2 separate regions of the Homo sapiens genome follow, and region 1 is linked to region 2. Evidence: chromatin contacts called from ENCODE Hi-C or POLR2A ChIA-PET data. All regions are on one chromosome and are shown on one strand. The core of a region is the stretch at or near the end of the contact, and the rest is flanking DNA. Distances in the headings are between cores, read along the strand shown.

The links. A loop is a pair of places that touch in the nucleus more often than their neighbours do. ChIA-PET counts read pairs that join two places held with the same protein, here RNA polymerase II (POLR2A).
Region 1: a map of mesothelial cell of epicardium shows a loop between it and region 2 (18-fold over the local background). The contact joins the promoter of KRTAP13-3 here to the promoter of BACH1 in region 2. A Hi-C loop is called at or near these places in 1 of 168 maps with a recorded cell type or tissue (mesothelial cell of epicardium). POLR2A ChIA-PET finds 5 or more read pairs at or near these places in 1 of 52 experiments (WTC11).

The regions. Positions count from the first base shown.
Region 1 is chr21:30,424,317-30,427,978 of GRCh38, reverse strand. KRTAP13-3 (keratin associated protein 13-3) reads left to right here and starts at 2,053. Exons shown (of 1, transcript NM_181622.2): 1 at 2,053-2,599. The coding sequence starts at 2,067. The coding sequence ends at 2,585. All of the region lies in intron 3 of LOC105372772 (a long non-coding RNA gene), which reads left to right.
Region 2 is chr21:29,297,459-29,301,182 of GRCh38, reverse strand. It overlaps BACH1 (BTB domain and CNC homolog 1), which reads right to left and starts at 2,261. Exons shown (of 5, transcript NM_001186.4): 1 at 2,230-2,261. It overlaps LOC105369299 (a long non-coding RNA gene), which reads left to right and starts at 2,447. Exons shown (of 2, transcript XR_937652.3): 1 at 2,447-3,724. RefSeq lists an enhancer at 487-596 and a silencer at 1,827-2,736.

The DNA.
Region 1 (3,662 bases), core at 804-3,303, 1.1 Mb before region 2:
CAACCTCAATAAGCAAAAGCCAATACTTCTATATAAAGATTGAAAATAGAAAAAAGAGTATAAGCCATATGTAATGTAGTTAAAAAGTGTACCTTGCTTATAATTGGAATCTAAGCAAAAGAAAGATGAGAGGATGGGGCAGAAGCAATATTTGAAGAGAGTACAGTTGGGAATTTACCAATCTTGATAAAAGACATCAACTCACACGTGAAATAATAGGAGAATGGTGTAGATCTAGTCTAACTAAGGTGGAGATGGCTGAAAAAATGAGTTTTAGCAGATATTACCTGGAGACAGTCTGAACATAAGCTCCAAAACTAAACTCAAAAGTTTGTTTATTGTTTCTCTAAATCATTGAACAACTGAAATAATTTTTTTTTTGTTTACCCTGATTGGCATACTCAAGATAAAATGTTCAGTTTAAATTTTTTGCTATCCTTCAAAAAATTGGTTTACTTTTTGTATTAGTCTATTCTCACACTGCTATAAACTACTACCTGTGACTGGGTAATTTATAAAGAGAAGAGGTTTAATTGACTCACAGTTCTGCAGGCTGTACACGAAGCACGGCTGGGGAGGCTTCAGGGAACTTACAATCATGGCAGAAAATGAAGGAGAAGCAGGCAGTCCTACAAGGGAAGCAGTAGAAAGAGTGAAGGGGGAAGTGCTACACATTTTTAAACAACCAGATCTCATGAGAGCTAACTCACTAGCACGAGAACAGCAAGGGGGAAATCCACCCCCATGATCCAATCATCTCCCACCAGGCCTTCCCCAACACTGGGGATTACAATTTGGCCTGAGATTTGGGCAGGGACACAAATCCAAACAGTATCACTTTTTAAAAAGTATAAACAAGATTAAATATTTACAGATTTTCTGCATTTTTTCTCTTTCCAGAGTCTCCCCTGAGAGAGGCTGGGAGAGTTGTAAGATTTGGACATAGGTCTGGCCCAAGTGAAGGAGAAAGAGAAAGAAGTGCTTGAGACCTATGCAGGAGACAGTAGTTCTTTAAGGCCGTTGAGGAAACCCTGAGTCAAAGCTGGCCGTCAATTGTCTTCCAGGAATTCCTATATCCCACTGTGCTCAGTCTTTGCTTGGGAGCAGCCCAGAGAAAGCAAGCCTTCCCCAAAAATGCAGTGTTAACTTTTAGAACACAGCAGGTAGGACCACTGGTTATTTAAGCCTCCTGTAATTTAAGATCCGAGATGAGAATTCTCCAGGCTGCCACACATATGAATGAGAATCTCTTAGGACCATGGGCCTCATATTAGATGCATTGAATCTAAAATTCATTTATTTTTTTCTGTCATTTCAATGGTGTGTGTTTATTTAACACTTTAATTCTCTTCATAAGGCCCCAGAATTGTTTTTCATTTGTGATTGTCTCAGTTCCATCCCTTGCTGTCACCATGTCTCCAAATAATTGTCCAGGTTTCCTTCTGGTCATAGGCATCAATGTTATTCAATTTGTCTTGGCTCATACTTTTCCCTCTACACTGGATGTGAGACACAGTGAGTAACAGTACATAATAGATGAAGGAAACTTTTGTGGAATGAGAAAGGATGGTGACATGTAGGTTTAGTTTTCAGCAGGTTTCTCATTAAGGCCAAAGTTGTGTCTCTAATCCATTGACAAAAAAGACATGTAACTTTATCTCATTTCTCACTGTTTAGGGAAAATTATTGCCCATAACAGCCAATAACAAGACACATGAAAATTATGCTAGGAGGAAAAGGAGGTGCTTTCCTAGACATAATAAAATAAATATTAATACGAAACAGTCATAGCATTTCTGGCATAAGTGCAGTTCATTGGCTTTGTGCTATAACACCAAAATTATAGCACGCATAAATACAACATGTGGAAAAGTATTCAAATGCAATTACAGGCAAGATTGCTGAGCTACACATATGTAAATGAGGGAGCACAAAAATGTGAGGGATGACTCTGCTGTGCACCACACCTATTGCTGAGAGGATATAAATGACACTGTCCAGGATGCCACGTTAAAACTCAGAATCTTCCCAGGTACACTCAGCTGAACTCACATCTTCCCGTCAACATGTCCTACAACTGTTGCTCTAGAAACTTCTCCTCCTGCTCCCACGGGGGTTACTTGCACTACCCAGGCTCCTCCTGTGGCTCTTCCTACCCCAGCAACCTGGTCTACAGCACTGACCTCTGCTCTCCCAGCACCTGCCAGCTGGGTTCCTCTCTCTATAGGGGCTGTCAGGAGACCTGCTGGAGGCCCAACAGCTGTCAGACATTGTGTGTTGAGTCCAGCCCCTGCCACACCTCCTGCTACTACCCCAGGACTCACATGCTCTGCAATTCTTGCCTGACTATGCATGTTGGGTCTCGGGGTTTTGGATCCAATAGCTGCTGCTCCCTGAGCTGTGGATCCAGGAGCTGCTCCTCACTGGGCTGTGGATCCAATGGCTTCAGATATCTGAATTATAGAATCCATACCTCCCCTTCCCAGAGTTATAGATCCAGATTCTGCCATCCAATCTATTTTCCACCTAGAAGGTGGTTCCATTCATCTTGTTATCAGCCATTCTGTAGATCTGGTTTCTACTGACTAATGTGGTGACTGGTAAAACTCATTTGAGAAATGCATATTCTTTAGTAAGGTCATCTGTTAATTTCTTCCTTTGAGAAGTATTCTAATATTATTGATCACCAGGTCTTCCTTACTTTCCAGCCCTCAAAAACTGGGTTGTATGTTAGTTCTGTCAAACTGCAGTTTGGATCAATGAATAATCTATAACTGGATCAATCTGGATCTATAACTCTGGGAAGGGAAGGCATGGATTTTATAATTCAGATATCTGAAGCCATTGGATCAATGAGTGATCCAAACTGCATTATAGATATAATTTATAGTTTTTGTATTTCTTTCCAAAAGAGATAGGAAGTGAAAAAGATTTTATTTTAATAAACTCTTTATTCTTCTGTCCAAATGTGCTGTTAATATTGCTATTTATTAGTAAAGCATTGTCTAGGATGTGCATTGTCATTGCTTCTGGTAATGGGCTTTGCAATGCCCAGATTGTGGGATCTCCACACTAATTTTGGTTGGGCTTTAGATATTTTCCTCCTCTTTAAGCAGGAGTTTCTGGGATTCTCACAGTTTCCAAGGATAGCCTTTCTCTTAAGTATCCTCGTCAGGATAGTTAAGATAGCCTTTGCTATCATTTTTGATGATAACCTTTCATCAGAATCATCAAAAATGATTGTTTGGGTTGTATCTTGAAATAAAATTGGATAGGCTGTATTTATACTGTTCTGTTCTCTCACATCAAAGCGTTATAAAAAGTAAGTTACTGATAGTATTAAGAGCATTGACTATCCTTGTTCATTCCTTGAATATGCCATGCATCTCTAAGGACAGAATGTAACAGAAAAGTTTGAAGAGTACATGAACAAAATTCATACTTATATGATTAGGCCTGTTCATGAAGTATATTAAAATGGAAGACTAACACATGGATGTAAATGTTTAGAAAAGAGCACCTATGAGCTTCAGGTATCATAGTGCAGGAGTATCACTTATTTTTAATTAGCTAAATCCCTGAACCCCAATTACTGTTTTCAATCTGCTCAAATGATCTCCATTTGTTTAAAAAGGCAGGCAACAAACTTTGATGGGAAGGAA
Region 2 (3,724 bases), core at 1,012-3,511:
TTTCTAATCTCCTCTAGTCCCAGACTTAAAGGAACAAAATAAATCGTTTTTCCTAATACAGAATATTTTAAATGAACTACCATTAATAGGAATCATCATTTTTTTCACCAAAGGGCCAAATTCCCAGCTCTACATTTCCCATTCCTAAACTTTGTTTGCAATGAGGACTCATATAAATATTTGGGTTGTGTGCTCCTTTTTAAAGCAAGAAGCAATGACACCAGGTGTAAAGGCAGTGGTGTCATATAATCAAGACAATGAGACAGGTATTTACGGTTGGCTATTTATTAAACAGCTCTTTCGAGACTTAACCCAATGAGACCTATTAATTCCACCCATATGGTGCTTACCCTCCTCTGACTCCTGAAACTTCTTGTGTATGCATGAAAAGCCAAGGGCCATGAGAAACAGAGCAAGTCCCTTCTGTGTACTCATAACCAAATTTTTATGACGCACAAATTAAGCTCACTGCTTGAAACTTATAGACCACGTAACAGAAACCACAAAAAGGAAACTAAGTCCAGTAAGAGTAGTAAATATTTTTGTTACAATATTTTTTATTGGGTTACCCCTAGCTGCAAATTTCTTCCCCAGTTTTAGCTCTCTCCAGCGCAAATTTATTCTCAGACAGCAGGTCACGAGGCTCCGTCTTTAAACCCGCCTCAGTGCTATTGGCCACTGCCTAAGAGTGCTCTTCCACTTCACCCACTGATAACCTGTATCAAAACAACCCCAGCTGGGTCCCCTTCAGCCTTCTGAAGCAACCTCTCTAGAGCGCTCTTTGGCCTTTTATAGTGGAGGCATGTGATGAGAGTATTTGCACCAGCTGTTTCTAATTACCTCTCAAGCTGGGGCGAATGACTCAGCAACCCAACTTTTTAGAGAGTCATCCTACCTTGTTAACCAACCAACATACCGAACAACAGTAAACCACTTGACAGAAACATAGGTTAAACAACAATACAAGAATCACTACGCCAAAGTCACCCTACTCCAAGCTGACTCACCGGGAGCCTTTCTTCCCTAAGCTTCTTCAAGATGTCCAAAGGCAGAAGTGGCAAGTGCCTTCAAGCCCAGCCCAGCCCTTGCACCACTACCCAAAGACCAGGAAGAAGCAAGCCGACCTCTTCCCATTTCTCTGCTTGACTATGTGAAGCGCTCAAGTGCTCTGCCACTAACACATCTGGGATTTCCACCCTTTATCCTTCTGAACTGCATTCAATGCAGACCCTCTGATGTAAAGGGTGTTCAAATACATGATCAAATTCCCATAGCATCATCCATGGGTAACAGTCCCTACCCCTACACAATTCTCCAAAAAGCAAAGCATCCTACAAAACATTCTTTGTTCCTCCAAGCATGACATTGTAGCTCGTTTTCCTCATACACGTTCTTTCACAATTACTACTACACTTTACCTGGAATCAGCACAAGTTTAACGCAGAAGCCTCACTCCATAAAAGCATTCCGCACAATTCTACTCAATGACATGAAACTGCCGTGTAAGAATGAGAAAGCAACGGCACTCGTGTTACATTACACGAGCACAAAGCTGGTGTCTCCAGAATCAACGCCCACTCTCACCATATTGTGCGAGGCTTAATTACAACGCGTGGGCAAAACTCCAACAAAGGGAGTCCTGGGCTCTCCGGTCCCCAAAACCAGTCTTCGCTAAATCCAGCTCAGCACGGTGGCCTTCTCTCCCCAGCCACAAACTCGGCTTTTCTTACGCGATTCCACGCGCGACAGCCACCGGGCTGAGTAGACGCGAGGCTGGGCATGCGGTGGGAGGCGGCGGAGGACAATACGGGGCCCCAGCCGCGAGGGCGGTGCTGATGTGTCACAGCCCGGGCGGGCCGCGGGCGAGGGGCCGGGCTGGCGCCCGAGGGCAGGGAGGGGGGTGGGGCAGGGACCCCGCGGCCCCCAGCCCCCGCCCGCCCCGGGTAAAGTACGGCGCGCGCGGGTAAACAACAGCTCCGGCAGTGCAGGGGGTTCGGCCGCCGACGGGACGCCCCTTCCGGCGTCGCGGCCACTTCCAGGATCCCGGCCGCCGGCGCCCCCCGCGGGCCCCGATACGTGCCCCCCGCGCCCCGCCCAGCCCAGAAAGAGCCGCCCCCGGCCCGCCCGCGCCTTCACTGGACCTGTCCGCCGGCCTCCCCTCACAGGCCCGCGGCCCTGACCGCGCCAACCCTCCCGGAGAAGGGCCGGCGGGACGGCCGAGCCACTCACCAGAGCTGAGGCGCGGCGCGGCCCGACTGACTGAAGCGAGAGCGCCCGGCGGGCGGCGAGGGCAGCGGTCAGGTGACTCACTCCTTCCGCGCGGCCAGCCGCCCCCTCCCTTCTGCGCCGCTCTGCTGCCGCCACCTCGCGGCGCCAAAACCCCGCCCGCCCGCTGAAGGCCCCGCCCCCGGCGCCGAAGCCCCGCCCTGCCGCCCTCGAAGCCTCTGTCAGCGAACGAGCGCGCGCAATAGCGCGGGGCAGGGGTCGCCGCGGCCGGAAGCCCACGCGGGGGGTTGCAGGGACGGGTCGTAAGGGGCGGGGCGGGCCTCGAGGAGGCGGCGGTGGGGTCCCCGGACCTCCGCGCGTGGCACAGCCCGCATCCTGAACTGACTCCCACTCGAGGACCACCTCTCCTCTCCCTTCTGAGGGCGGAACGGAAAGGCCAAGCGCCTCCTCGCCTCGGGAGCTGCAGGACGCCCTAATTCAGCCGAGTCGCCGCGTGCCCGGGTGCCCGCGAACAGCAGGAGAGAGGACGGGCGCTGGCCCCACAGGGGTCGCTTTACCCCTTGAAGAGCTCCTCGCTGCCTGCCCTGGGGGTGGTGGGCGTCCAGGTTCACAGGGTACTTGAGCTTGCTGGGGTGGGGGTGTGTATGAAGTGCGTCCAGGGTTTTGTGGAGCGCGTCTAGCAGTTGCTCTACTTCTTACTGACAGTGAAACAAGGGCGCCCACGACAGGTGTTCCCTTTTCGCTGTCGCTGCCAGGAAGCTTCCAGCCAGGTTCAGCGCCCAGTGGTGTCAGCCGGCCCATCTCGAGCCTTGGTTCCGCTGTCATCTTCTGGTGCTTATTCTGGTGTTTATCCAACTGTCCGTTTTGAAATTATGTTCCCAAGCCATTTAACACCTCTGGAGAACCAAAGCACTGGCTGTCAGCGGAGCGGGATGCACGCGCAGCGGAGGGGACTGGGCACGCCAACCCCACGAGGGTTCCTGCGGAGATGACACGGACCTTGAGGTCTGAAGCCAAAGGACGATTTGTGTGAAGGGATTTTATTGTTAGCTTTGGAGCCAGCAACAAGAACACAGCCCTGGAGTTCCCGGGGCAAAAAGGATACCAAGATAATAATTCAGGTATTACGACTAACATGACTGCATTTGCACCCACAGGCTGTGGGACTTGGGGACGTTTGAGCTACATCCAAAATACATGAGAAAATCACACAAGTGAAATTGGATGAGAGTGCGAGGGGTGAAGTGATACATTATGACCTAGAATTAGGGGAGGCTTCCTGGAGCAGGTGACATTTGCATTGGGTCTTGATTGGGAAGAGTGGAACCCAGCAGTCTAGATAGGGTCCAGAGGTAGGAGGTACCTCGCATCCCAGGCTGCCTCAGTTCATGGTGAGAGTGCAGATATTTAGTGAAACAGGAGGAAAGGACACTTGGAAATACACCATGAAAGAAGGATTGAAGTTCTTGCAGACACATGGGAGTGTCCGAGGCTTTAT